Linked DNA regions of Homo sapiens: all the other regions are linked to region 4. The links are chromatin loops, found by intact Hi-C in ENCODE. Cell type or tissue: Caco-2. All regions are shown on one strand.

What was found. A loop is a pair of places that touch in the nucleus more often than their neighbours do. Peaks named below come from ENCODE experiments on the same cell type or tissue, not always from the same donor. Only the 100,000 strongest peaks of a DNase experiment are listed, where the experiment ranks them.
Region 1: it touches region 4 in a loop (11-fold over the local background); 3 of 110 quality-filtered maps call a loop at or near these places.
Region 2: it touches region 4 in a loop (5-fold over the local background); 7 of 110 quality-filtered maps call a loop at or near these places.
Region 3: it touches region 4 in a loop (19-fold over the local background); 5 of 110 quality-filtered maps call a loop at or near these places.
Region 5: a loop joins it to region 4, with 23 times the contacts of the local background. A loop is called at or near these places in 9 of 110 quality-filtered maps.
Region 6: a loop joins it to region 4, with 11 times the contacts of the local background. A loop is called at or near these places in 9 of 110 quality-filtered maps.

Annotation. Positions count from the first base shown.
Region 1 is chr1:157,365,273-157,370,272 of GRCh38, forward strand. No RefSeq gene overlaps it. Among named protein-coding and RNA genes, the nearest start is that of LINC02772, 93 kb to the left of the region's middle. RefSeq lists a silencer at 4,771-4,840. In Caco-2, a CTCF peak has its summit at 4,817 (motif pointing right); DNase peaks (open chromatin) are centred at 2,109, 2,559 and 4,779.
Region 2 is chr1:157,190,727-157,195,726 of GRCh38, forward strand. LOC107985211 (a long non-coding RNA gene) reads left to right here. Exons shown (of 4, transcript XR_007066653.1): 4 at 1-453. Among named protein-coding and RNA genes, the nearest start is that of ETV3, 55 kb to the left of the region's middle. RefSeq lists a silencer at 3,058-3,290. In Caco-2, a CTCF peak has its summit at 3,112 (motif pointing right); a DNase peak (open chromatin) is centred at 3,115.
Region 3 is chr1:157,503,063-157,508,062 of GRCh38, forward strand. No RefSeq gene overlaps it. Among named protein-coding and RNA genes, the nearest start is that of FCRL5, 47 kb to the right of the region's middle. RefSeq lists an enhancer at 2,496-2,735. In Caco-2, a CTCF peak has its summit at 2,780 (motif pointing left); a DNase peak (open chromatin) is centred at 2,759.
Region 4 is chr1:157,309,157-157,314,156 of GRCh38, forward strand. LOC101928202 (SLAM family member 5) reads right to left here and starts at 2,146. Exons shown (of 6, transcript XR_001738254.2): 1 at 1,843-2,146; 2 at 1,427-1,525. RefSeq lists an enhancer at 617-1,816. In Caco-2, a CTCF peak has its summit at 2,152 (motif pointing right); a DNase peak (open chromatin) is centred at 2,185.
Region 5 is chr1:157,487,252-157,492,251 of GRCh38, forward strand. No RefSeq gene overlaps it. Among named protein-coding and RNA genes, the nearest start is that of FCRL5, 63 kb to the right of the region's middle. RefSeq lists an enhancer at 3,331-3,470. In Caco-2, CTCF peaks have their summits at 2,305 and 3,520 (motif pointing left); DNase peaks (open chromatin) are centred at 2,290 and 3,510.
Region 6 is chr1:157,494,084-157,499,083 of GRCh38, forward strand. No RefSeq gene overlaps it. Among named protein-coding and RNA genes, the nearest start is that of FCRL5, 56 kb to the right of the region's middle. In Caco-2, a CTCF peak has its summit at 2,147 (motif pointing left); DNase peaks (open chromatin) are centred at 2,198 and 4,528.

The DNA of each region.
Region 1 (5,000 bases), 56 kb after region 4:
GTTTGGGAAATTAACTCTTTCCAGTTTGTAGGATGCATCTGAAGGGAGTGTCTTGTAGTACAGAGACACAATTACCTATTAGTGAAGAGAGGACAGAGAAGGAGAAAGGAAAAAAAGAGGCACCTGTTAAAGGAGTCCCAGAGGTTCAGGATGCATTCGGAAGGGGTACAGACTGAAGATGAATGGCTACCCATCTAGAAAGAGGGGAGCAGACATCCCTGGTTCACTTCTCTTCCTAGCAGATACCTGGGGCATGTGACGGAGAGAAGGAAGAGCATCCTCCTTCCTCTTCCGTGCTTGCGTCCCTGAGTTCCAGTGACCTTGGAAGGTCCTGCCATGAGTGCAAAAGAGCCTTGCACCCATGAAGCAGGGGGCTCTTAGGGGTGGGGATCATCCACTCTTACCCACGTATGCCCTGTCTCCCCTGCTGTAGGTAGCCTTGGAGTTCCCTAGATCTCATTTATGCTGTGGATATTAATGTGGCCTTTATCCATGAAATAGGAAGCTTGGGGTTGGCTTAATTGGCAGGAATCAGCCACACTCATCTGTGCTCTGCCTTTTGGCCTTGTAGTTGCCTGCCTCTGGATCCCTTAGATCCAGTTCTCTTTCTTAGAACATTGACCCGAAGCCTGGAATTGAGTTTGGGACAAAAATATGTCTCAGGGGCTTGCATGGACTCCTTCTCATAAGCCGAATGTTAAAGTGAGACTCTGGAACTGAGTCCTTCTCCAACAAGGAAGAGAAAAAGATGGCTTGTGACACACCTAGATAACTGGTGGCTATAGTTATCCTTGCTACGATTTGAGTGTAGTGCAGCTTTTTAACTTCCGTTAAAAAAATACTTGATTCAAGTACTGGTCTTTCTTTAGGCCAAATTAATTAGAGCTCTTTTTACAGACATTACACATAATAACACACACAGACAGGCAGAAGAAAACCCAGTCCCTACGAGATTCTTTTTCACAATGAAAAACTTTATGGAGAGTACAAACAGTGATAGTTGTGGGGCTTGGCCTAGTAAAACGTCTTCTAAAAAAAACCCAAAAAACAAAAACAAAAATCTTGCTTAAAACTTAACTGCTGACAGGGTAGAGAAGAGGGTAAAAAAGAGAATAGTTTAAAAATGCCTGGGGAAGAATCTCTTATTCTTAGGCAAGGGGTTCCTCTACCAAGAGAAAAGCTTAATTACTGTCCAATGGAGCTGAACCCCTTGACCAGAGAAGGAGAAGGCTCCAGTGGCTTGTGGTGGAAAATGCCAGCCAGCTGGCTCTGTGAGACCCTTGGGCCATGCATCCCAGCCCTGGCAGGGAGGGGAGAGCAGTGGGGAGCTGCTGCTCACCAGTGGGTCCTGAAAAAGGAAGGAAAATGCTACTAAAAGTCCCAGGAGCTAAGGGGGTTGGGGGCATGGTTTTATCTACTCTCAGGAGTCTGAGGATGAAAAGGCTTAGGAGCAACAGCGAGAGGTTTTGAGTCCCCATTTCATTCACTGCTTCTCTAGCCAAACGTTGGGTGCCAAAAATGTTGCAGAACTTTTCCTTAGTTCAGCTAAAAACAAGGTTCTTTCTCCCACAGCCATGAAAATTCAGGCTTGCAGACAATTTAAATGGTGAGTAAGACAGGGTTGTGGTGGGTGAAAAGGAAGGGGCAAGGAAGAACTCTTGGAAGGTGAGAGTCCCTGCTGGAGCATTTCCCTCCCACTTTTCAAATCCCAGGTTCCACACAGGAAGAGGAGAGGCCCGAGTCCTCCCCACTGCAAAGAGTGCAAATTTCTGTGGCTCCACCCCAGTGTGCAGGCTGGTTAGAGTATTTCTGGGGAGCCCCCTGCCACCTGCCTCTCTCACATGGATGACTCTCAAATGCATTATTCCAAGCAAAAGAAGCTATTCTCAAAAGACTGCAAACTGTGTGATTCCATGTTGATGACACTCTTACAAGACAAAACTATGGGGACAGCAAACATACCAGTGGCTGCCAGAGATCATGGTAGAAAAAGAGGTTCACAACCAAGGGAAATAAGAGAAGGAGTTGTGGTCAGAGATAACTCTGACTTCCTGGTTGTCACTCCTGCCCCCACATGGCGTGTGACTTGTTTCAGCTCCCCAAGGCTTAAGGTGCTATCCTGGGAAGCAGTGGGTTTCTCCTTCCCTGGAATTAACCAAGCAGAGGCTGGAGGAACTCTTAGCAGAGAGGTGACAGAAGTCCTGAAAGCTTTTGCCACTGACAGACAATAAATACATATTTCACCACTGACCCTATGACATGCAATAACTCTAGTCATTTCTTTTCTCTTCTCCCCTCTCCTCCTATCCCCTCCTCCTCTCTGTTTTCTTCTTCTCTATGGGTGGGGCCCAGCAATCTATGGTTCAACGGGCGTTTCAGGTGATCCTGTTGCTTCCTAGAGTTTGAGAGTCACTGCCTTAGGGAAAAGAATAGATGTGCTCCAAATTGCAAACAGGTAGGGAAAGAATTGCACCTTCATGACGATGAAAGAGTCAAAGGTGGCCTTGTACTTAACGTGTCATAATATCTGCAGTTGGAGGCTCAGGAGTTCGATCCACAGAGCAAACTCAATGAGAACACAGGGTCAGCATCCACAAACATCCTCAGAAGGGTGAAGCCTTTCAACTGTGATGCCTTCAGGAAAAATCCACAGAGGCCAGGAAGAAAAGTGATGGCAACAAAAAGTTGTTTCAAGCAAATGGGATAAAATTAGTAAGGTCATGGGTAAAATGCAGTTAAGAGATTATGAGATATTCATCCCAAGTATGATGGTGACCAAAGTCCTATTTACAAAGAGGAGATTTATGGGGATCCTGAGATAAGAAGAACTTGTGTTCAAACAAGATATTTAAAAACAAAAACTCTCATGGTTCTACAGACCTGAGAATGGGGTTAACAAGACAGTTCTCATTAAATGAAGGAGGTAGCCTAATAAATTAAGGGGATCATGAGGCCTCTGGACTCCAGTCTTCCCAGATTTGGGAAAGATCAGATGCATATGGTTTCTGCATTTTGATTCTCAGCCATGATTCGAGGCCTTTCCTTAGAATCAGGTGCCTGGCTTCGTGGTCTCCATGCCATAGGCCCTGGACCTGAGCTGTTTGTGGCAGGTTCTGTTCTCTGGGCATGTTGTACTGGGGGCCCTGACCATCCTCTTCATGTTTGATTTCCTGCTCTTGTGTGACCTGCCTAAACTTGACAGGAGTTTCTTTGTGACACTGCATCCTTTTCCTGAGAGCATGCTGACATTTGGCCCCATTTGGGGAAACTCTGGCAACATGGCAGAGCACAAATGAATGAAATTCCAGGCATTCCATTTGGAGGCAGGGATGGTCCGTCCGGAGACACAGGTGGGTCTAAAATCCTGCAAAGATTGGAAGGGCTTCATGTGGCCTAGGAATGATGACAGATTTGTGGGTCTTAACAGTGACCACCATATGGAGACACATTCCAAGAACAGAAGTTGAGTGTGCAAGGTCTGCAGACAGACGCCCAGCTCTGTCACTTTCTAACTGGGTGTGCCTGGACAACTTATGAAAAGTAGTTTCACATCTTTCTAAAATGGAAATATGAATATATTAATGGTACCTACTGTTATAGGGCCAATAGGTTTCTATGACCGCTGTGCAGTAACAGACCACTTACACTAGGTCAGCAGGGTTTGCAGCAGAGAAAGAGTTTAGTGATCACAGGGCACTGAGTGAGAAGATAGAAGAAGATCCTCAAATCCATCTCCCTGAGAAGTTCTGGGCTGGGGTTTTTAAGGATATCGTGGAGGGTGAGATGCCAGAAAATTGGGGTTGTTGATTGGTTGGGGTAAGGGGGAAGAAATAATCAGCAATTGGAAACTGCATATTTTGGTGAGTCAGCTGCTCCTGGGATCATTCAGACCCACTGAGTCAGTAGTTTAATCAGTATGCAAGACCTGAGGGAATATCTCAAAGGGAAAACATAACATTTCAAGTTGTTATTTATAGAACAGTTGATAGGAACTATAATCTTAAAAGAGGATCTACATGATTCTGAGGCCATAGGCACCAAACAACTGTGGGGAAGCAGTTAGAAAGCAGCAGACCTCATGATTAGTGCTGAAGGTGCTGCAAGCTCGGTTTATTTTCACTTCTACCCTCTTCCTCTCCCTGTCCCCAATCCCAGGATTCAGAAAGACAATTATGAGAGTTCAGAGGTGTTGGTGCCTCTATGATGCTGCAAGCAACATTTTCCAGGATGGCCTTGAGCTTGGGTGGGAAAGCAGGCATGGTAATGGGAATGGGTCAGGCACAGGCTGCTGAGGACAGAGCATTGGAAAGACCATCATGACCTTTAGAATTCTGTAATCAGTGGATTTGACCTTTCATAAATTGCCTGAAGTTCTGTAGCATGTAGCAATTCATAAATTTACAAATACAAAAACATTGCATTGTGTATTCTCTGAGGTTGGTGTATTGTAGATGGCTTAGCTAGTGAGTGAGCCTAGTAGGCTGCCAAGTGATCCTAAAATCATGGCTTAGTGGCTCTCGTGCTGTACATTGTTGAACCACTCTAACTGTTAGAAATGCCTTCCTGAAAACTTTCTCCTTCTAAAAGTCATCATTTGTATCTACATTTTGTTCCTAGTATACAAAGTGTCATTCCCTCCTCCATAAAGTCGCTTCAAATAGCTGAAGAGCTACAGCGTGGAACAGGCCAATATGGGAGACACCAGGGACTGGTAGGCCCTCATTTCAACACCGCATCAGAGGAATCCAGAGGCTTATCTAAGGGAGAACCTGTTTGTCATTGAAATCGTCCACCATTCAATGAAGTTGCAGTTCTTGCTTGAACCACTAGGTGTCACTGACACTATGCGTGGCAGACACTAGTGTGGGGCTGAGAATGAGTCCCCTGTTAAAAGTCAAACATGCCCTTTGAATCCCAATTTTGACTTAAATTGTTTTATTATCACATTACTCAAAGGCATACAAACAAAATCTAGACACCGTATGCTTATCTCAAAACAA
Region 2 (5,000 bases), 120 kb before region 4:
TGGAACACAGGCCGTGCTCAGTGACTATCTCAGGAATGGATGTGGAGTCAGCCCCCATGAACGGGGACTCCGAACAGAGCCCAATCAGTTTTCAGTTCTGCTTTCGTAGAGTCAGCAGTGGGAACAGGGTTTTTGTTTGGGACCTAACATTCCTGGGTAAGAGAGGGGAGAAGCCTCACACACAGACCTGGCCGGCCTCTGTGGAAATGATGTCTGGACATGCCTGAGTATCTGACAGGAGCTGTGGTAACAAGAAAGAACATGGGCTCAGGAGTGGCAGCACTTTAAATAAGATAACCTTTATATTTTATAAAAGTTTTTCATTTACAGAAACATTGGGCAGATAGTACCGAGAGTCCCACAGACTCCACACCTAGTTTCACCTTTTATCAACATCTTATGCTATTAACATCTGTTACAATTAATAAACCGATATGGATACATTCTTATGAACTCAAGTCCATACTTTCTTCAGACGTCCTTAGTTTTTACGCGATGTCCTTTTCTGTTCCCAGATCCCACCCTACATACCTCTTTAGGCTCCTCTGGGCTGTGACAGCTACTCAGACTTTCCTTGTTTTCGCTGACATTCGTGAGGGGTACTGGTCAGGTGTTTTGAAGAATGTTCCTCAATTGGGATTTGCCTGATGTTTCTCTCATGATGAGACTTGGAATTTAGGTTTTGGGGAGGAGGATGACAGAGGTAAAGTGCCATTTTCATCGCATCATTTGAGGGTGCATGCTGTCATCGTGACATTACTATTGATGCTGACCTCAACTATCTTGACAAAGGTAAAGCTTGCTGAGTTTCATCCATTGTAAAGTGACTCGTTTTTCCCCTCTTCCACACTGTTCTCTTTGAAAAGAAGTCACCGTGTGCAGCCCAGACTTAAAGAGTAGGGAGTTAAACTTTACCTCCTTGAGAGTGGAATGTCTTCACACATTACTTGGAATTTTCTGCACAGAAGATTTTTTCTCCATTTACTTGTTTCCCATTTATTTATTCAATCAATCATTCCCCTTTTTTAATTTCTTTATTTCTTTCTTTATTCAATCAATCATTTATTTGTATCAGTATAAAGTCATTGATATGTATTTTATGCTTCGGGCTATAATCCAAAGCCACTATATTTATTTTGTAGCTCAGATTGTTCCAGTTTGGCCATTTGGTGCCGTGTTCTTTTGACACAGCCTCATCACTGTGTGCCTTTTTTTTTGAGGACTTTCTTACTTGGACTCTCCAAGATGCTCCAGGCCCATCTTGTATATTTCCTGCTTCAGTTCTAGAAGCAGCCATTTCTCCCAGGAGCTCTAGTTTGGTTTACTGCGGAATTGCTTTAGAAACCAAGATCTGGGCAAGAGGGTCCTTGTTTTCAAGCATTAGGAACGCAGAGAGTGATTTCCCATCTACAGGCAAGATTCCACCTAAGTCCATAAAATCTTATCATTTGCCTCCTTTGTTGGATATGAACAGACTTCAAGGTCACAGATAGGTCAGAAATTCATCACAAACATCTTTAGAAGGGAATGAAGGTAGTTAAAATAAGTCTGCTAAAGGAAATGTCATCTGGGCCCCCAAAATATGAGCAAGTTGAAGTATTCGGCAAGGAAAACATAGGAAGAGTTTGTTGTTTGCTACCAGACAAGCTCAGTAATAGTTGTCCTAGCACAGACGTTATTGTAAAGGTCTGTTGATAAAAACAATCCAGATTGTACTGCAAGTGTAGGACAAGAACAAGTGCTTTGGGGCCAGATTGATTTGGATTTGAATCCTTTCTGTTATTCGTCTGCCTGGAAGCTTGGATAAGTCACTTTGCTTCTCTAAGCCTCACTTTCTCATCTGTAAAGTGGATATACTGATCATGCCTACCTGATAGAGTTGTTTGAGGATTCATGAGATGCATATCAAGTGTGTAGCCTCAGCCCCTGGCACATAGTAAGTGTTTAATAAATGTCATTTGCCTGAAATATGCCAGGGAGCACCTGCCCAGGAAACAGCTATAGCAGATCTGAGGCCACAAGGTCTATTGGACACCTACACATATTATGTTAGAAGAGTAGATTTTGGCTTTTGGTGGTGATTGCTTTAGGAGATGGGTCAAAACTAATTTAAGCCCAAATACAGGAACACCCAAATATAGGCAGAGCAATTAGCAGTAGATAATTGGGGTGAGGATGCTGCTCTATTGCTTAGATTCTGATAAACAGGTCCTCCTGGATCTGCCCACCCTACAGAGAATGGGGACAGTGGACTGCCCTCTTTTCCTCTGCACATTCCCTGGGCAGAAGGTCCAGGGGAAAGAAGAGGTGGACAGAGAGCAGAGTGTTTACATGGGTGGGATAGGCAGAGGCCAGCTCTCCCTCCAGGTCAGGGTCTCCATAGATGGAAGTGTTCAGCCCAGGGGACAGCTACCTCTGTATGGGAGAGGTTCTTCCATCTCCTGTATAGGGAGGTTTTGAGGAGTTTGGCAATAGTAGCCAACATCATTTGCGGGGTCCCACCAACTCTGAAGGCCAGTGGAAGAGAAAGCATCTACTCCTCAATGGAGCTGGCCCCCTCAAGTGAGGGTCCTGGCAAGAACAGGGCTGCACTCTCTAAAGAAATCCCAGCCAGGAGGGAGGGGCCTCTGCCTCATTATTAACCTGGTCTTATCTCTGATGGCTATTTTGATTGGTGAGGTACTTGGCATCATGCTGTGCACTTGAACTCCATCCCAGAGACTGCGACCCTGGGGCAAACATTCAGTTACCCCATGGTTTATTCTACTGCATGTGTGAATTAATTGCCTTTCTTGTTTTGTGAGAGATTTGGTCCTCAAGTGTATAATTTACTCTGCTTATCCATTTGCACATGTTTAATGGTATTTCTTTCTGGTAGGTGAAGAATCACTGTGTTTGTGCGGTGGGGGGCAAGAGTGTTAAAACTATATTTACATTTTTCTTTATTGTAAATGGGTTTCAGTGGCTCATATTTTAAAACGTAGAAGTGAGTTGGCTGAGGAATTCGTGGGTATCTCTCCTCAGGACTCTCCTTTCCCCAAGGACAGTTTTATTTCGAAAGAAAAATTGGAAATGCAGAGCCACGAGGGGGCGCCCTGGACCCTGGTCTGGTGGTAAAGTCAGCACCTTCATAAAGCAAGGATCTCCTAGATGCCGGGTTCAGAATGAAATAGGAGCATTGGCTGAACATCTGCCGGGGACCTCACTGGGCACGCACAGGGCCTCACTTACTCAACGCAGACACTCCCTGAAGTGAGTGCTTGTGCCCCATTGTGATAAGCTCACAGGCTCAGGCAAGTTCAGCAATCTGTCCAGGGTTACTCAGGTAATATAGTGGAAAATGAGATTCAGACCCAATTCTGTGCAGTTCTAAAGACCCGGCTCTCTCAGACCAGCTGACTAAGGCTCATCTAGGGAGGGCTTGATACTTGGAAGGTGCTGGTCAGCGCGGAAGCGAGGTTGGTGGGCGCCCGTGTCCTCGGGGCAGGGTCACAGGCATCTGCCCACAAGGGAGATGTTTCTAGCCGGGGTCACGGAGCCTCGGGATGTTCCTGAATGTGGGAGAAACAGTCCCTCACCCTGACCATCTCGGAGTCTGTGTCCACCAAGAGCCCTTGTGGTTGGGAAGAGACTTTGTTAATGGGAATGGGGTGTCTGGGTTGCTGGTTAGGTGCCTGTCCCCAGACAGGGGTGTCTTTTATTTTAACATTATATAACATTATGTGTTACATACTGTTAAATATATTGTATAATAACAGTATATATATACTGTTATATAACATAATAAGAGTATTATATATGTTATATAATATACAATGTATTATATTGTGTATATATGCAATAATGAATATAATAAAATGTTTTCTGTTTTTAGACTCGAAGTACTGAGGATTTCGAGAATATCTCTCAGGGTGATTTTAGGGGAATTTGTCAGTGCTTCTGAAAATAGGATTGAGAAGATGTGGTCCCGTCCCAGGCGTAACTACTGAGGGCGTCAGGAACCAGTAAGGGGATGATGGCAGCGGCGGGCGGTCCGAAGCGGCCTCTGCCAGGGCCCCCGCTGCGGTGGGGTGCGGGCGCGGGCCGTGGGTCCTCGGGTGCGGACGCCCAGGCGAAGGGTCCCCGGGGCCTGCCGCCCTGGAGCCCGCCCCTGGGAGCTGCTGCGGCTGGGCCGGGCGGGGTCAAGCCACCCGCCGGCGGGGGAACTGCACAGTTGGGCACGGAGGGACCCCGAGGCGGAGCTGGGCCCAGGGCTGTGCCGCACTTGTGCACAGAGTACCGGCAGGCACCAATCGCCCGGCGGTGGCCGCACTAAAGGGGCCCGGGGCTGAAAGCGGGAAGGGTGCCCACTTCCCGGACCTGGCCAGCCTCGCCCACCCTGCTGACGGCGCCAGGTTCCTGCGCCTCCTGAGCTGGAGATTCAGCTCGTCAGGGCACCTGAGGTTGCGTCTCCAGGATCCACCCTGCGTCTGGGTGACCGCCGAGCTAGGTGCTCCCGGCCGCCGGTTCCCGGGCCCGCAGTCCGCTCCCGAAAGCACCCCCCTGGCAGGGTCTCAAGCTGGACGAAGGGGAGCCCCAGGTCACCCTGAGCGCTGGGGCCGCAGTGGGAACTTGCGGCGATGTCACCCCTGCCCTGCATGTCAGCCCAGGCCTGGCGAAGGCCTGAGCCCCGCCCCAGGCTGCACAGCGCAGCAGGAGCGGCTGCGGGAGCAGCGGTGACGGCAGTGGGTCGCCTGTGCCCCATGTCCCCAAGGCAGCTGACTGTGCCATCCCCACTTTCGCAAGCCGGGGCAGGACCAGCTCCCAGGCCGGGAGCCTCGGCTGCTGCCTCGATCTGGCTCCCTGCGGTGACCTGGGAGCCCAGGAACACCTGGCCAAAGGCGCAGCCGGGACTCGCGGGACTGGCCAGCGTGGGATTCATTTGTGCGGGGTTGGTCTGGGCCACTGTGCCACCTGCACCTAGACTGCCTCAGCTGTGGGGAAAGGCAGAGAAGGGGCAC
Region 3 (5,000 bases), 190 kb after region 4:
GTTCTGAGCAATTATCCTGCAAATCCCGCCAGGTGATGGGAATAAATAGGATGCCCATCACTTGAAGGTTTCTTTTTTGGGAAAGTAACACCAAGGGAGCTAACCAAAGCCAAGGACCATGCACCCAAATCCTAGCAAGCATAACTGAAGCCACCAGTTATCTGGGTGTGTCACAAGACATCCTTTTCTTTCCCTTGTTGGAGGAGGACTCAGTTCCACAGTTGCACCTTAGCATTTGGCTTATGATAAGGAGTCCATGCAACCCCCTGGGAAACATTTTTGTCCCAAACTCAATTCCAAGCTTCAGGTCAATGCTATAAGAAAGAGAACTGGGCCGGGCATGGTGGCTCACGCCTGTAATCCCAGCACTTTGGGAGGCCGAGGTGGGCGGATCACGAGGTCAGGAGATCGAGACCATCCTGGCTAACATGGTGAAACCCCATCTCTACTAAAAATACAAAAAATTAGCCAGGCTTGGTGGTGGGTGCCTGTAGTCCCAGCTACTCGGGAGGCTGAGGCAGGAGAATGGCGTGAACCTGGGAGGCAGAGCTTGAGGTGAGCCGAGATCTTGCCACTGCACTCCAGCCTGGGTGAGAGAGCAAGACTCTGTCTAAAAAAAAAAAAAAAAAAAAAAAAAAAGAAAAAAAAGAGAAAGAGAACTGGATCTAACAGATCCAGAGGCAGGCAGCTACAAAGGTTAAAAGGCACAGCGCAGGTGAGCGTGGCTAATTTCTGCTGATTAAGCCAACCCCGAGCTTGCTATTTCATGGATAAAGGCCACGTTAATGTCCATGGCATAAATGAGATCTAGGGAACTCCAAGGCTACCAACAGCAAGGGAGATACGGCATACATGGGTAAGAGTGGATGATTCCCACCCCTAAGGGCCCCCTGCTTCATGGGTGCAAAGCTCTTTTGCACTCACGCCAGACCTGCCTAAGTCGCCCGGACTTGGGGATGCAAGGACGGAAGAGGAAAGAGGACACTCTTCCTTCTCTCCGTCACATCCCCGGGTATCTGCTAGGAAGAGAAGGGAGCCAGGGATGTCTGCTCCCCTCTTTCTAGATGGGTAGCCATTCATCTTCAGTCTGTACCCCTTCCAAATGCATCCTGAACCTCTGGGACTCCTTTAACAGGTGCCTCTTTTTTTCCTTTCTCCTTCTCTGTCCTCTCTTCACTAATAGGTAATTGTGTCTCTGTACTACAAGACACTCCCTTCAGATGCATCCTACAAACTGGAAGGAGTTAATTTCCCAAACCTTAAAATGGCTGCCATAGGATTGGGCTCAGGGGAAGAGAACCCAGAAGCCCAACATGCTGGCAAAAGGGTAAAGTATTTTAACCAGTTGGGCTTTTGGCCTCCCTCTTCCTGTGCAAACTGGTAAAAGGCCTCAGAATTTTTGAGCTGTCCTTAACCCTCCCCTTGTTTCATTTGGATACATGTTTTCTAATAACATAGTTTGTCTCTTCTTGCCTTCAGGCCATCAAACTCCAAATAGTCATGCAGCTGGAGCCTCTGACAATGTCCCCTTCTGCTGGGAAACCTTAAATAGACCTTTGAGGGAGCTCGGACTGTTGTTTCCCCAAAACAGCATCCCCTGTCAGCAGGAAGCAGTTAAAATGGGTCTTCGTCCTTATCCTTAATCTAACAAAAGTTTGATGTACTTCTTTAGAAAGGGGAACGAGACAGCCAGGCGGGAGAGGGCTCCCCGGAAAAACTCCAACCAGCCTGCACAATGGGGTGGAGCCACAGAAGTTCACACCCTTTGTGGGGAGGAGTTGGGCCCCTCCTCTTCCTGTGTGGAACCTGGGATTCCAAGGCAGGCGGGAAGTGCTCTAGCAGGGACTCTGGCATTGCAAGAGTCCCTGTTTGCTCCTTTTCTTCCTCTTTACCCAAAAAAACTTGTCTTACTCACCATTAAAATTGTCTGTGAGCCTGAATTTTCATGACCGTGGGACAAAGAACCCCATTTTTAGCTGAAAGAAGAAAAAGTCCTGCAACGCATGTTCTTGTGTGTTTCTGGAGTTTGTTCATTTTTTTAGTTGCTGAATAGGATTCCATTGTATAGAATTTGTCCAATTTGTTTATCCATTTCCCTATTAAGGGGTATTTGGGTTGTTTCTAGTTTTGGGTGACTATAAACAAAACTACTAAAAATATACTGTATAGGTTCTTCTGTAAATCTCAGCTTTCATTTCATTTGGGTAAAACCTAGGGGGGATTTTCTGGGTTGTACAGCAAGTGTATGCTTAACTTTATAGGAAATTGCCAAACTGAGAAGCAGTTTCTAAAATGTTTATGAATATTTTAGTCTTCAGAGCTGTGCAGGGTGGGCACTGCTATTATTCCACTCCCAGGTGCTCAGCTCTCCTGGTCTGAGCAGCTTGCTGCAGTCACAAAGTTGGCACGTGGTGGATCTAGGGAAGGTGGGCTCAGGCACTCTCACTTGATGCAAGTACTGCTCTCTGCTTCAGTTTCTGTTTTCTCACTGGCTTCCTTTGCTTTCTCACAGTCTCTGCCCTCCTAACGCAGGCTGGCCCAGCCCAGCCTTCTGTGAACCTCCTCCATCGGGACATTTTCCCCGTGGTGGTGCCATCTGGGGCTGCCCATGCCCTGAGAACTGCAGCTGTGTGCCGAATGCCGGCTCTGCTGCTGGCAAGCCACTGGCCTCCAGCTGCTGCCTCCCTTTGCCCCATTCCCTGTCAGGGTCCAAAAGAGACAGAACAGTCAGCTCTCCTGGCTACTCTGCTCAGAGCCCCGCACAGCCCAGGGACCTAGTGACACCTATTGGCCATTTGTTAGAACTGTGGCTGCACTTGAGTTCAATGTGCAACAAGAAGGCTCTGACGCAGCTTCACATTAAATAGGCACATACGTGGCAAAAGGATACGTGCTCATGTTTAAAAATTCAAACAGCTGGTACAGACATACAATAAAAAGTAAAGTTTCTCCTCCCTGTAGCTCGGTTTACTCCTGTGATTAGCGTTTTCTGTTTTTAGTTATCTGGTCAGCACACAAACATAAATAACATGATAATACATGGAAATCCTTGATTTATCCACTTTAGATAGTGTGTTAGTCCATTCTCTCTTGCTATAAAGACATGTTTGAGACTGGATAATTTATAAAGAAAAGAGGTTTAATAGCTCACGGTTCTGCAGGCTGCACAGGAGGCATGACGCTGGCATCTGCTCAGCTTCTGGGAGGCTTCCGGAAACTTACCATCATGACCGAAGGCAACCTGGGAGCAGGTGCATCACATGGCCATAGTGGGAGCAAGAGAGAGAGGGAGAGTGCAGGGGTAGGGGCCACACACTTGTAAACAACCAGATCTCACAGTAACTCACTATTGTGAGGACATTACCAAGGGGGATGGTGCTAAACCATTCATGAGAAATCTGCCCCGGAGATCCAATCACCTCCCACTGCGCCCCACCTCCGACACTGGGGATTACATTTTAAAATGAGATTTGGGCAAGAACACACATCCAAACTATACTAGATGGTGTCTATTACCTACATTGTAGGAAAGATGAAGAATTTAGGGCATTATAGGGCTTTCCTGTCTTCCTGTCCCCTTTACTTCCTGGTTTCAATCTGTAATATGACTAGGTTTTTCTAATGGCTAGATTTATGCTTTAAAAAAAAGGACCTAAATTTCAATTTCTTTCTTTTTCTTTTTTTTCCCTTTTTTTTTTTTTTTTTTTTTTTTTTCTTGAGACGGAGTCTCACTCTCTCGCCTAGGCTGGAGTGCAGTGGAGAAATTTCGGCTCAATGCAACCTCCACCCCCCGGGTTCAAGCAATTCTCCTGCCTCAGCCTCCTGAGTAGCTGGGATTACAGGCGCATGCCACCATGCCTGGCTAATTTTTGTATTTTTATTAGTGACGGGGTTGTACCATGTTGACCAGGCTGGTCTCAAACTCCTGGCTCAAATGATTCACCGGCCTTGTGAATCAATCCCAAAGTGCTGGGATTACAGCTGTGAGTCACTGCACCCAGCCAAATCTCAATTTTTTGATGTATTATTTTTAGAAAAAGTCTATATTGATTCTCCACTACACACACACACATACACAAAGTTAGTGCATGTAGACTTTCCTCTGCTTTCCACCTCCAGAGTTCTGTGAGCCATAATATCACTTTTGTGTTGCACGTGTTTATAGAATTTGAATACTGAAGTAGCCATAATTAAGTGTTCTGTGCTTGAAGTTGATTCTAAAAATTGAAAACCCTTAAACAGTATTTAAGGCATTATTATTATGTAAACACGAGTCACTGCAGAACCAAGTACTGTGATTAGGCCCACGGAAAAGGAAATAAAATACTATGTAATTAAACCTTGGGCACTCAAAGGAGAATGTTCTATGAATAAAGGTCTCTTTTCTCCACTCCATTAATTATCCAGTTACCCACACTTCAGTTACTTCAAATTTGAACCACGACTTTCTTAGACTGTCTTGTTTTCCCTGGATTTCTAATTGTCATTCTATTTGCTGTAATTTTTATTGAAGAATAACATATCTCATCTGATTGTTTAGAATTGACTTAGACCTGCTTAGAATCTTTATTCTGTGTTCTTATTTCTATAATTTCTGGAGTGGAAGTGACTTCCTCTGGTGGAAGTGGAGCAATCTTCCCCAAGTCCTCTGACTTTTTGGATGCATTGTTTTCTGGGGCAGCTGTGTAGCTGTCAGCTTAGAATTTTTTCTGGGACACCTGAGTACTACATTCTCATGGATCTTGTGACATTTTCTTTCTTAGATTTTATTTTTATTGCTAAAGTTTAGATTTGCTGGAACATGTGCTACATCAGTATAACATGGTGATTAAGAGTGGGCCTTCTGAGTTTGAAACTGCTTCATATTAGTCCTGTGGCCTTGGATAACTGGATCTCAGCACTGTGGCATCTTCATCTGTAAAACGGGCACAATGCAGCTCTCTTATAAGTTATTTTGAGATGGAGTGAGACAATATATGTAGTACTGTTAGGACAATGAC
Region 4 (5,000 bases):
TCTTTCTTTCTTTCTCTTTCTCCTTTCTCCTTCCTCCTTCCTTCCTTCCCTCCCTCCCACCTTCCTTTCTTCCTTCCTTCCTTCCTTCCTTCCTTCCTTCCTTCCTTTCTTTCTTTCTTTCTTTCTTTCTTTCTTTCTCTCTCTCTCTCTCTTTCTTTCTTTAGTAATCCTCCAAATCTAGTGCCTAGTGGAGAAAACTCTACCCAGTTAGACATATTTCCAGGTAAAGAGCATCGTATAAGCAGAGAAAGCCTGCGTTTTGCTGTTGATAGAAAGGAGATCTAACCCCTTTCTATTGCAAAGCTCATTGTTCCTTCAAGACCTCCTGTGTTACAAGTGCTCTGTAATCCATTAGATTTCATATAATTCCCTGTAAGTCCGATTAGTGGCTGGGATATAAAAGCAAAAAATTATAACAAGAACAGCTTTCATCAAAATGCACTAAATCTTATTATTTTCTCATTTTAAAATTTAATTTTATTACACTTACAACCATATAATCGTTCATAAAATAATGATTGTGATATACAGCCTAGATTAGGACAGTCTTTTTTGCAGTTCACTTTTTGCTTAACTTTCTGTATTCTCTACTTTCTCCCTCTCTCTGTGTTTTCTTCCTCAATTTTATGTCCTCTCGTAGCCCATGTTGGCAATCTACTGATTCCTTCCACATTTTTAGCATAGTCTTAGAAACATTTAGATGCTTAAATTTTGGTGACTGTGTTTCCTTTTATGAAGCGAGATTGTATTGTATTCAGTTTCCTGAGTCTTGCTGATGGGAATCTATGCATCTTAATTCATGGAAGTTGAACAGTCCTTCCAGATAACTAGAACATTTGTTTTTGTAACCTCCATAATATGCAATGGTACAGACACTCTTTGACTTGTTCACATGTTCCTGAATTGATGGGCTCCTCCTGTTTCTTTCTAGGGTTTTTCCTAGAACCGTGCTGTAATAAACATGGTCTGAGCAGCATTTCCCAGTGGAGGAAAAGGCACCTCACAGGGATGTGAAGGGTGCCCACTATATACACATTTTACCCAAAGGTAAGTTCTTTTTAATTTTTAAAATGAACAGTAATGCAAATTACAAACACGACTTTAAGATTGAGACGTTCAAGGTCCCTCTCTTTTGTGATGATTTGCTTGGAGAGCAGCCCTAGGCCCATGCAGTGGGTGACGATTCTCTCAGTGCAGCGAAGGTAGCCCTGGCTCGGGGTTCCCAGCCTTCTCACTACCAAAAAATGTTTCATTCTTTCCATCTTGGGACTCCAACCAAATATGTTGCATTCGTAAATCATAACAGAGTGTTTTTCTGTGTTGTTGCCCAAAGACATCAGAAGTTGAACAGCCCACCCGTTGGTCAGAGCCCAGCTAGCCCAGCCCTCTCCAATTGCCCTCCCTTCCCAGGGACCCTGCCACTCACTGAGGAGGAGGCTGATGAATACCAGGAGCCCAGTCATCCAGAAGAAGGACCGGTTCTTGGAGCAGGACCCCATGGCAGGTTGCCTGCTGGCCTGTTCAGCTGCAGCGGAAACAGAAGAGAGGAAGAGGTAAGAAAAGAGGACGAGCTTGATCAAGGAGCCCTTCACAGTTTCCCCACTTCAAGGGCAGGGCCAGCAAGTTACTACTGGGGAGACAGCCCACGAGTCGAGAGAAAACCATTCAGCTCTTTCCTCCCCTCCCAGTCCCCACAGTACCACACATAGTCAATAAGTAATTGCAGAAGAAATAAAGGCATAACCTCATTCTGTGATGTTCCTGGCAGTGTATTAGACAGGCCCCCTTCTCTCGGGCACAGCCAGCTTGGTGTTCCCTCCCACACCCTCTCCTGACACTCACCTGCTTCTCTGGGTTCACAGCTCTGCCCCAGGTGGCCGTGGTCACCAGTGTCAGCCTATGGTCAGGCACAGAAGTCACCCTCTTACAGCAAGGCTGGGCTATGCCCTTCCTGAACTTGATGACTTTACTTTGTCCCTACCTCACATAATAAGTTAAATTTCTGTTTTGATTTTTCAAAAACTTCAATTCTCAGTTGCCTAAGTAAGAAGCTGTAAGCAAAAGAACAGATCTCCTGTGGAGAGTGTTAACTCCCCACATCTCCAATGCAAATATCAGCATTTACTTGTTGCAGGCGGCTGTGTGGTTTCTCAGCTCCCACTAGGGGTCATCAACTCTCCATACACGCAGGGTAAGAAGAACCCCCTGCAGAAGCTGACAGGCTCTTGGCTGCATCACAACTAAATTTTCCTTTCAGCCTGTGTCAGCTCTGCTCCTAGTATTTCAAAGGGGTGGGGCAGAGAAGTTCACACTCCCTCTGCCACAGCCTCAGCAGCCTGAAACCCACCACTACCTGCTGAGGCTCAGGTGATGTCCTCTTCTCTCCAGACCTGGATACTCCAGGACATTTAAGAACTCCCCCTCCCATTAGCCTGAGGGAGGAGCACCATCTTCTTAACCCCCAGGCACCGCCTCCTTCTCCTCAAGTAGTCTCCCCTGATGGCTGCCCAGGCAGAACACCCCCAAGGCTGGAGCTGCAGGCCTGACCCCAAGACCATCTCAAGGTAGTCAGGTTCCTGGGTATTAAACCCATTTAATCAATGTGAAACCCAAATCCCAGAGGTGTTATGCGACCTGTGAAAGGTCACATGGCTAATCAAGCAACAGGGTCTGGACTCCTGACCACAAGCTCAGGACTTGTCACTGATATCACAGCCGCTCTCCCATCCCACTATGTGGCCCCATGCACGTCATCTTGAGTGAACCCTCTGTTCTCACCCAGAACTGCTCTGCAGATTTCCAGGAGAGAGGATATTCAAGATTGGCTCGATTCTGACTACCCCACGTGGTAATGAGGAAGTTACTGCAAAAGGCAGTCCATGAGTTCTAGAGTTGGAAACTCCTTGTGTGGAATCAAAATTTGGGCAGCTTATCTGCTGGTCACCCTCAGGGCAATGGGGATTAAACCTCATAAGCGCCCCACCCCTATGCCCACAGCTCTCCAGACTGAACTTCTTTGAGAAGTGCTTGGCTATGAACACTATTTGTAAGGAAGGAGAATGCAAAAGATGAACCTTCAGAGAGGAAACCAGCCCTGTGGCTAGAAGCCAGGAACTCTGGAGAGAGTCAGCAATGAACGTTCCATGCTGGCAAAACACCAGGGATGTTTAAAAATCCAGACCTCTAATCTCATTTTTGACATCCCAGCCATCCTGTGCAAAGGCATAAACATGTACATGGGCACAAACCCCAACCATGGGAATTTTGGTAAGTTAATTACACACAACTGCCTAATGCTGGTAATGTTTTGGTGAGTTAAAGGAAGGCAGCAGCAGAATGTGTGAGTCACCAAGTGCCAGATGGGAGATAAGTGGAGACTTCTGGGTAGTCTGATATGTTATTGTCCATGTGCCTTGCATTTGTGTTTGTGGATTGGAAGAAGCAAACACATCTTCCAGTTTTTACAGACTGTTTTTGGAAGACAAAGACCTTCTCCTCTTTGGTCTCCAGGCTTATAGGATTGCTTCTCAGTTCTAAGTTCAATGGGGTTGGAGACATGTTATGTGGCTTTAGCTGGGTCCAAATATGGTCCGTCGTTGGTGGAACTGTTATCAGCAGCTCAAGTGGCTGTAGATTCTGTCTGGTCCTTGAGTGCATTGGACTTTGTCTAAAATCTTGTTCATTAGGGCTACACTGTTTCAAGGTTCCACAGTTGGGCCTGCAGATGGTGGTTCTGTTTTCATGAGTGTGATGACAGTAGCTCTTTCTGAGTCCCTGGAGTGCTCCTACTGGATCACTGGATGGGTCCCTGGATTGACAAGACTGTCCTTGTACTGTTACTGAGAGTGGTGGAACTGAGTCACAGGGCTGCTTCAGGGTTCACAATTTGCAAGCAGGTCTCTGGAGGATTAGACGGGTATGCCTCCTACCATGTTCATGGTAGGGAAAGACTGCCCCTGGACCATGACTGAGCAGGGCTAAAGCAGGGCTGCTTCAGAATCTGCAATCAGTCCAAAGTTAGAAGATGTACCAACATGAGCACAGACAGACATATCTCCCAGTGGGCTCCTGGGTGGCTAGGAATACTCTCTGCCCACAACTGGGTGAGAATAAGTTGTGTTTCAGAATGAAATCAATAGTCACGGTGGAAATGAGGACAGAAGGGGCTGATGCCAAGTGCCTTGCTTCAGGGTTCTCTGTCAAGATCAAAGTCAACAGGCCTGTCGCCCAAGGCAGGGGTGGTTATGACTCCTCTCAGGTCCCTTGGCAGATTGTTCTGGTGGCAGGACCAAAGCCAAAGAGAGCTATATCCAGATTTACTGGGGCAAAGTGTTGTTTCCAGGTCTGTATCCAGGAACATGTACAGTGAGCCTGCTACCTGGTTGTGAAAACACCCTCTCAAAACAGCTCTCTTCAGTCTTGGGCTCTCCTAAGGTTTTGCTGCCTTTGACCTGGAGTCCAATACGCTCACAACTGTACTTTGGTCTGTGGAAGGCTCTCAAATTCTTGTTGCTGTGGGAGGATATGAGTGGGACATCCCCTACTCTATATTCTGCTCTCAAATTTTATTTTACAGAGAGACACTAAACTACCCAATCAAAAAGTTCAATGAACCCAAAGTAAGATTAATTCAAAAACATCCAAACCTAGACATATCAAAATGAGATGATCAAAAGCCAAAGTCAAACAGAGAATCTTCAAAGCTGAAATAGAAAAGTGAGGCTGCATATTCAAGGGATCCCCAATAACACTGACAGCTAATTCCAAGAATGCCAACGGGCACTGTAATGACATATGCAAAGTGTTCAGAAAAAATCTTACAACTAAGAATTTGCTGTCCTTCAAAACTATGCTTCACAAATCAAGGAGAAGTTAAGACATGCCCACAGAAACAAAAATGGAGACTTGTCACTAGCAGACTTGCGATATAACAAATGCAAAGGGAGTCATTCAATCTGAACTGAAAGACACTAGAAAGTCAATAAAAGCTATATGAACAA
Region 5 (5,000 bases), 180 kb after region 4:
GGAGGAGATGCACAAAACCAGCTCACAAGTGGTTTGCAGCTGGCTCCAGCACACACTGTCTGTGGGTGGATCTAACGTTTAAACGTGAAGGACACATTTTTCACATAGCATGGCCCCTAAACACCAGCCAACCATTTCATCAGGAAGAAAATGCAGTCTCTTCTAAAGCAGGAGGAACTCTAAGGGATTCCCAAGAGTAATTGTATTTATTTTTCTATTTCTAAAATGTTATTTTTATTTAATTGACAAAACCATGTATATTTATTGTATATGACATGTTTTTAATACATGTACATTGTAGATGGCTATATGTAGCTAATTAACATATACATTACATCACATACTTATGTTTGTGTGTGTGTGTGTGTGAGATAAGAACACTTAAAATCTAATTTCCTGTAAATTTCCAGGAATACAGTGTGTTACTATTAGCCACAGTCACCATGTTTTAAAATAGATCTCTTGGACTTATTATTCTTCTCTAACTGAAATTTTGTATCCTTTGCCCAACATCTCCTCCCACTCCCCTGCCTCTGGTAATCACCATTCTACTTCCTACTTCGATGACTTCAACTTTTTAGATTTCATGTTTAAGTGAAGTCATGAGGTATTTTTCTTTCTATGCTGGCTTATTTCAATTAACATAATTTCCTCCAAGTTCATCCATGTTGTCATAAATGACAGAATTTTCTTCTAATGGCTAAATTGTATTCCACAATGTATAGATACTACATTTTCTTTATCCGTTCATCATTTTATGCACTCTTAGGTTGATTCCATATCTCAGCTATTGGGAATAGTGCTGCAATAAACATGGAAGTGCAGCTATGTCTTCAACATACTAATTTCACTTCCTTTGGATATATACCCAGAAGTGGGATTGCTGGATCATACGGTAGTTCTGTTTTTAATATTTTGAGGACCCTCCATGCTGTTTTCCCTAATGACTGTACTAATTTCCATCCCCACCAAGAGTGTACTTGGGTTCTTTTCTTCCACATCCTCACCAACAGTTGCTGTCTTTCATCTTTTTGATAATAGCCATTCTAAGAGGTGTGGGGTGATAGCTCACTGGTGTTGATTTGCACTTCCCTGGTGATTAGTGACGTTGTGCATTTTTTCCTATACTCATAGGCCATTTTTATGTCTTCTGAAAAATGTCTATTCAGATCCTTTGCCTATTTTTTAATCAGATTCTTTGTTTTCTTATTATTGGGTTGTTTGAGTTCCTTATATATTTTGGATAGCAATCCCTTACCAGATGCCTGGTTTGCAAATATTTTCTCGCATTCTGTAGATTGTTTCTTCATTCTGTTGTTTCCTTGGCTGCGCAGGAGCCTTTTAGTTTAATGTAATCCTATTTATTTCTTTTTGCTTTTGTTTTCTTCTAGTAGATTTATAATTTCAGGCCTTATATTTAAGTCTTTAATTGATTTTGAGTTGATTTTTGCACATGGTGTGAGATAAGGATCCATTTTCACTCTTCTGCATGTGGAAATCCAGTTGTCCCAACACCAGAGTAATTTTAACTGTATTTAACTTCCACCTTAAAACTTAATTCTTCCCTCCAGTAACCAAAGGAAAGGCATGGTTACTTCTCACCCGCCCTTCTTCTTCACTAGGCCGTCCAAGCCCAGGCTTAAAGGAGTTCCCCTATCTACCTCCCCACCAGACTAAAATTTGAGGGCATAAAATGACTTTATATTTGGGAACCCAGGATGCTTGGAGGCAGGACTTGGCAACCAGCCGGACACTGATTCCATTCCTGCTTCTACCGCTAAGCTCTGTCATCCAGCAGATCCTCAATGGCCTCATCTGGAAAATGGGATAATACTTCCTCTGCAGGGTTGCTGGGAGGACTAAATAGATAGAAGAAAGCCCCACGCGGACGGGCGCAGTGACTCACGCCTGTAATCCCAGCACTTTGGAAGGCCGAGGCGGGCGGATCACGAGGTCAGGAGATCGAGACCATCCTGGCTAACATGGTGAAACCCCGTCTCTACTAAAAAATACAAAAAATTAGCCGGGCGTGGTGGCGGGCGCCTGTAGTCCCAGCTACTCTGGAGGCTGAGGAGGGAGAATGGCGTGTACCCGGGAAACGGAGCTTGCAGTGAGCCGAGATCGCACCACTGCACTTCAGCCTGGGCAACAGAGCAAGACTCCGTCTCAAAAAAAAAAAAAAAAAAAAAAAGCGCTACGAACAGCACAACACACAAAAAACAACAGGGGATCTTCTACTCCCTCCCTTCCCCCATTCTTCCTAGGAGAGACAGGGCTGAGCCATAGTTGGACAATATCGCCACTTAGTGGCTGTGGTCAGAATTGCCCAAAAGACCAACAGTTTCTGGATTTGAGGAAAAAAGGGAAAGCATTTAAAGAAGAGGTGTTGGGATTCTGAGAGGCCATTTGGCATTATGGAAAGTGACTGGGCACTGGTATCTGGAAAACCAGGTTCAGGTCCCAGCCTTGCCAAATATTAGCTGTTTGATCCTAATCAAGTTATGTAACTTCTCTAAGCATCAGTTTCCTCATGTGTAAAATGGAGACAAGAATTGTCATCTCATTAGATTAACTCTGGGTAAGTGTTTATTGCCTTTCTTTTGCTCCTGACCCTCTTCCAGCCCCCTCTCCCCATCCTGATAAACATCACCTTCCTGGTTCCTGACCCCCTCAGTAGTTCTCCTGGCCACATCTTTTCTACTTTATTTTTCAGATGTAGAACCTAATTTCCCCCTAAACTCTTTACCCCTTATGGGGAGAACCTCAAAGTCTACAGTTTTTATCCTCAGTATCTTAGGTTTAAAAACTCTAAATTCTTATACTATTTAGTAACAGACTCCTGGTGACACATTCGTGGTGATAAAATTATGTGGACAATGATCTCTAAAGCACAAAGCAAGTTACTCATTTATAATAGAAAAGATACTCCTGTCTGGGGATGGGTACCAAGTCAGCAAACCAAGATACTCCCCATTAATAAGGGAGTATCTTCCAAATAACAAGGGCTCTTGCTGGACACAGACTCCGAGATGGTCAGGGTGAGGGACTGTTTCTCCCACATTCAGGAACACTCCGAGACCTCGTGACCCCAGCTGGAAACACCTCCCTGGTGGGCTGATGCCTGTGACCCTGCCCCGAGGACACGTGTCCACCAGCCTCGCTTCTGCGCTGACCAGCACCTTCCAAGTATTGAGCCCTCCCTAGATGGGCCAAGCCATAGTCGGCTGGTCTGGGAAAGCCCGGGCTTTAGAACTGCACAGAACTGGGTCTTCCACTTATTATCTGAGTGACCCGGGACAGATTGCTGAACTTGCCTGAGTCTGTGACCTCATCACAATGGGGCACAAGCACCCACTTCAGGGAGTGTCTGCGCTGAGTAAGTGAGGCCCTGTGCTTGCCCAGTGAGGTCCCCGGCAGATGGTCAGCCAATGCTCCTATTTCGTTCTGAACTCAGCGTCTAGGAGATCCTTCCTCCACTCTGAAGGTGCTGGCTTTACCACCAGGCCAGAGTCCAGGGCGCCCCCTCGTGGCTCTGCATTTTCCAAATTTTTCTTCAAAGTAAAACTATTGGACCGGATTGGTGGCTCACACCTGTAATCCCAGCACTTTGGAAGGCAGAAGAGGGAGGATGGCTTGAGCCCAGAAGTTTGAAACCAGCGTAGGCAACACAATGAGACCTCGTCTCTACAAAAAAAAAAAAAAAAAAAAAAAAAAAAATCTAAAAATTATCTGGGCGTGGTGGTGCACACCTGTGGTCCTAGTTACTTGGCAGACTGAGGTGAGAGGATTGCTTGAGCCAGGGAGGTCGAGGCTACAGGAAGCACTGATAGCACCACTGCACTCCAGCTGGGGCAACAGAGGGAGACCCTGTCTCAAAAAAAAAATGTCCTTGAGGATAGGAAACCCCTGAGGATAGATACACACTGATTCTTTTAGTCAACTTATTTCTGCATTTTAAAGTATGAACCACTGAAACCCATTTACAATGAAAGAAAATTTTAAAAGTGTATATTTATAACACTTCCCTCCACACCCCCAGTGGATTCTTCACTCATCAGAAAGAAATGTCATTAAACCTAAGCCAATGGATAAGCTGAATAGATTACGTATTTGTTTCCAAATGACTAGAAAGAACAGGTTATGAAAAAGGCAATTATTTCAAATGAACATTAGGAAACCATGGGGAACTGTATAAATGTGTGCCTGGGGTCACAGTCTCTGGGGTAGAGTTAACTGTGTGGCATGATCCCAAGAGCCTCACCAATGAAAATAACAATCAGAGATAAGACAAGGCTAATAATGAGGCAGAAGCCCTCACTCCTGTCTGGGATTTGGTTAGAGAGTGCAGCCCTGTTCTTGCCAGGACCCTCACTCGGCACCAGCTCCATCAAGGAGTGGATGTTTTCTCCCCCACTGGCCTTCAGAGACCTTCATACCCCGCAAATGATGTTGGCTGCTGTTGCCAAAGTCCTCAAAACCTCCCTACATGGGAGATGGAAGAATTTCTCCTGTGCAGAGATGGCTGTCCCCGGGCATGAACACTTCCATCTCCTGAGATCTACCCTGAGTGTCCTGATGACCTGGAGGGAGATCTGGCCTCTGACCATCACACCCATGTAACCACTCTGCTCTCTGCCCACCCCTTCTTTCCCCTGGACCTTCTGGTCAGGGAATGTGTAGAGGAAAGGAGGGAAGTCCACTGTCCCCATTCCCTGTAGGGTGGGGAGATGCAGGAGAGCCCATTTATTAGAATCTAACCATGCAAAGAACGTCCCCACTCCCACCCAGAAAAAATGTCTACTACTAATTGATTGGCTTGGGTGTCCCTATCCTTGGGGCTTTGAAATAGGTTTTATCCCTTTTGGAAAGCTGTCCCCACCAAAGGACAAAATCTGCTCCTCTAACAAATTTATTTGCAGGCTTCTGAATAATCTCTGGGGGCCCTGGGCATCTGCTCTACGTGTTTACATCTGGCTGTGTGCTCCCTGGCATATTTCATT
Region 6 (5,000 bases), 180 kb after region 4:
ACTGCATATTAGATTCACGTACTGTTTTTCTTCTTACATGGGAATGGGGGACAGTCTGGCCTGGTCTGTCATTTTTCTGATGATATCATGAGTCAAACCATGTCTCCCCTTTCTATTTGCATCTTCCCCCTGGAACTTAAGTTGAGAGAGACACATGTTGATGTTGATGTTCTCTGCTTAGCTACTGTGTAGACACAGATGGGTTGAGAGGCTGGACTGTGGGTAGCTATATTCTGAAAGCTTAGTTTCTGCGGTCTTTCTCTGAATTTGTTGGAAACATTTGCACTTCACGTCAATGTCCAGGGCTTATGCAGTGTTTTCCAGTGATGGTAGTACCCCATTGATGTACATGTCTGTGAGTGTGCATGTGTATTTTAATTTCTGAAAGACCTACCGCCTTGGTAACCAGTATTATTTGTGTTACTATTTCTGGGAGCAGAGCCTAAAGAAAACAGCAAGGGCTGGGTGCAGTGGCTCACGCCTGTAATCCCAGCACTTTGGGAGGCTGAGGTGGGCAGATCACAAGGTCAGGAGTTCTAGACCAGCCTGGCCAGCATGGTGAAACCCTGTCTCTACTAAAAAAACAAAAATTAACCAGGCATGGTGGTGCGCATCTGTAATCCCAGCTACTCAGGAGGCTGAGGCAGGAGAATCACTTGAATCCAGGAGGCGAAGGTTGTAGTGAGCCGAGATCATGTCACTGCATTCCAGCCTGGGTGATAGAGCGAGGCTCTGTCAGAAAGAAAGAAAGAAAGAAAGAGAGAAAGAGAGAAAGGAAGAAAGGAAGGAAACAGCATGCTCATTGCAAACCCTTCTGGGGTAAGGATGAAGAGCTTTGCAGAAACTACAAAGTTTGTTTCCTGAAACAAAAGGCAGAGCAGGGTATCTTGGCTGTTATAGGGCTGAGATTTGGGTTCACTTGGAATTGAGCCATTCTTCACTCTTGAGATGCTTACTTAATGCAGATCAGCTCCCACTGTAGATGTTAGAGAGACCTGTAATTACAATGGAATATTTGGAAATTTTTCTAACAGATGCCTAGCCACATCCTCACATTTCTTGGTGTGTGCAGCACCACTGTGGGAAAGAGCTGGTAGCTTGAGTGAATTAATGGGACTCTTCTCCTTATATGTTAATTTGCAGAGGCTAGGGAGGGATGGAACCCACACATGGATTCCCAGCTTCCCAGTTGTGCTCCCAGGATATGATGCTGTTCTGCTTAAGACTCCTTTCAGAGCTCACGCCTGAAGGTCCAGACCTGTGATGGCTGAGCTGAGCTGAGCAGGGCAGGGCAGGGAGGGTAATCCACGTATTTGGCCTCATAGTTGAGATCCTGTGTCAGCAGCTGATGGTTCTGGGGTATGTTGCCTCTGATGACAAAGCTGGTGGAGGCAGGTGTGTTGGGGCCTTAAGACTACAGGGGCCTCCAGGGCAGGGGTGAAGCAGCTGCACCACTTGACCCAAGTTGCACCTGGTGGCGGTGTCAGGAAGGATGGAGCAGACCTGGTAGTTTCTGCTCCCCAAGGTCTGGCTAGCTCTCATTCACTGAAGGACACAAAGAAAATATTAATAGCTACTACAATAGTTTGTGTTTATATATAACTCCTTTAGGGAAATATTTCAAAGGTAATTAACATTACAATGAATCAATACAGCAAGGGATTGTGGAAAATGGGGTATAAGTGAATTGAATTATTGGAGTTGTATTATTCAATGTATTGCCATATTAAAAGGATGGGTTGATGATTTTTAAAATAGCTAATTTTTAAGTAGGAGTTTTAAAAATTACTCAAATGATGATCCATCATGTGTACAGTAAATAGACTTAAGTACATGACCAGTAGACCAAAAAGATGTGAATGCACATTAGTGATGTTAAAAAGTCCAAATTACCCATTTAGTTCCAGTAAAATAACATTACCTAGTACATTATATTAACTTGAATTTTATTGCTTTGTTTCTATTTCTATACTTTTAATTTTATAGTTTTGAGAATACGTTATATAGATTTTGTGTTTGTATGCCTTTGAGTAATGTGATAATAAAACAATTTAAGTCAAAATTGGGCTTCAAAGGGCATGATGTTTCACTTTTAACAGGGGACTCATTCTCAGCCCTCACGCTAGTGTCAGCCACGCATAGTGTCAGTGACACCTAGTGGTTCAAGCAAGAACTGCAACTTCATTGAATGGTGGACGATTTCAAAGAAAAACAGGTTCTCCCTTAGATAAGCCTCTGGATCCCTTTGATGAGGTGTTGAAATGAGGGCCTACCAGTCCCTGGTGTCTCCCATTTTGGCCTGTTCCACACTGACTCGTCAGCTATTTGAAGCAACTTTATGGAGGAGGGAATGACACTTCGTATACTAGGAACAGAATGTAGAAACTAATGATGACTTTTAGAGTGAGAAAGTTTTCAGGAAGACATTTCTAACAATTAGAGTGGTTCAACAATGTACACCACAAAAGCCACTAAGCCATGACTTTAGGATCACTTGGCAGCCTGCTGGGCTCATTCACTAGCTAAGCCATCTACATCACACCAACCTCACAGAACACACAATTCAATTTTTTTATATTTGTAAATTTATGAATTGCTACGTGCTACAGAACTTCAGGCAATTTATGAATGGTCAAATCCACTGATTACAGAATTCTAAAGGTCATCATGGTCTTTACAATGCTCTGTCCTCAGCAGCCTGTGCCTGACCCATTCCCATTACCATGCCTGCTTTCCCACCCAAGTTCAAGGCCATCCTGAAAAAGTTGCTTGCAGCATCATAGAGGCACCAACACCTCTGCATTCTCATAATTGTCTTTCTGAATCCTGGGATTGGGGACAGGGAGAGGAAGAGGGGAGAAGTGAAAATAAACCGAGCTTGCAGCACCTTCAGCACTAATCATGAGGTCTGCTGCTCTCTAACTGCTTCCCCACAGTTGTTTGGTGCCTATGGCCTCAGAATCATGTAGATCCTCTTATAAGATTATAGTTCCTATCAACTGTTCTATAAATAACAACTTGAAATGTTATGTTTTCCCTTTGAGATATCCCTTCAGGTCTTGCATACTGATGAAACTACTGACTCAGTGGGTCTGAATGATCCCAGGAGCTGCTGAATAATCAAAATATGCAGTTTCCAAATGCTGATTATTTCTCCCCCCTTACCCCAACCAATCAACACCACCAATTTTCTGGCCTCTCACCCTCCACTATATCCTTAAAAACCCCAGCCCAGAACTTCTCAGGGAGATGGATTTGAGGATCTTCTTCTATCTCCTCACTCAGTGCCCTGTGATCATTAAACGCTTTCTCTGCTGCAAACCCTGCTGACTTAGTGTAGGTACTATTAATATATTCATATTTCCATTTTAGAAAGATGTGAAACTACTTTTCATAAGTTGTCCAGGCACACCCAGTTAGAAAGTGACAGAACTGGGCATCTGTCTGCAGAGCCTGCACACTCAACTTCTGTTCTTAGAGTGTGTCTCTAGATGGTGGTCACAGTTATGACCCACAAACTTGTCATCATTCCTAGGCCACACAAAACCCTTCCAATCTTTGTAGGATATTAGACCCACCTGTGTCTCCAGACAGACCATCCCTGTCTTCAAATGGAATGCCTGGAATTTCATTCAATTATGCTCTGCAGTGTTGCCAGAGGTTCCCCAGATTGGCTCAAAAGTCAGCACACTCTCAGGCAAAAAGGTTGCAGTGTCACTTGATTCCAAGGAAACTCTTGTCAAGTTTAGGCAGGTCACACATGGGCAAGAAATCAAACATGAAGAGGATGGTCAGGTTCCCCAGCACAACATGCCCAGGGAGAGAGCACCTGCCACAAACAGCTCAGGTCCAGGGGAATCATAGCTGAGAATCAAAATGCAGAAATCATTTGCATCTGATCTTTCCCAATTCTGGAAAGCCTGGAATCCAGAGCCATCATGATCCCCTTAATTTATTAGGCTGCCTCCTTCATTTAATGAGAATTGTCTTGTTAACCCCATTCTCAGGTCTGTAGAACCATGACAGTTGTTGTTTTCAAATATCTTCTTTGAATACAGGTTCTTCTTATCTCAGGATCACCATAAATCTCCTCTTTGTAAACAGGACTTTGGTCACAGTCATACTTGGAATGAATATCTCATAACCTCTTAACTGCATTTTGCCCATGACCTTGCTAATTTTATCACATTTGTTTGAAACAACTTTATATTGCCATCGCTCTTCTTCCTGGCCTCTGTGGATTTTTCCTGAAGTCATCATAGTTGAAGGGCTTCACCCTTGTGAGGGTGTTTGTGTGTGCTATGCCTATGTTATCATTGAGTTTGCTCTGTAAATCTATGGCTCAAACTCCTATGTCTCCAACTGCACATATTGTGACACATTAAGTACAAGGCCACCTTTGACTCCTTCATCATCACAAAGGTGCAATTCTTTCCCTATCTGTTTGCAATCTGGAGCACATCTGTTCTTTTCTCTAGGGCAATGACTCTCAAACTCCAGGATGCATCAGAATCACCTGGAAGGCCTGCTGAACCACAGATTGCTGGGCCCCACCCATAGAAAAAAAATAACAGAGACGGGGGTGGGAGGGGATAGGACGAGAGGGGAGAAAAAAAAAGAAACAACTAGAGTTATCACATGTCATAGGGTCAGTGGTGAAATATGTACTTATTGTCTGTCAGTGGCAAAAGCTTTCAGGACTTCTGTCACTTCACTGCTAACAGTTCCTCCAGCCTCTGCTTGGTTAATTCCAGAGAAGGAGAAACCCTCTGCTTCCCAGGATGGCACCTTCAGCCTTGGGGAGCTGAAACAAGTCACATGCCATGTGGGGGCAGGAGTGACAACCAGGAAGTCAGAGTTACCTCTGACGACAACTCCTTCTCTTATGTCCCTTGGTTGTGAACCTCTTTTCCTACCATAGTCTCTGGCAGCCACTGATGTGTTTGCTGTCCCCATAGTTTTGTCTTGTAAGAGTGTCGTCAAAATGTAATCATGCAGTT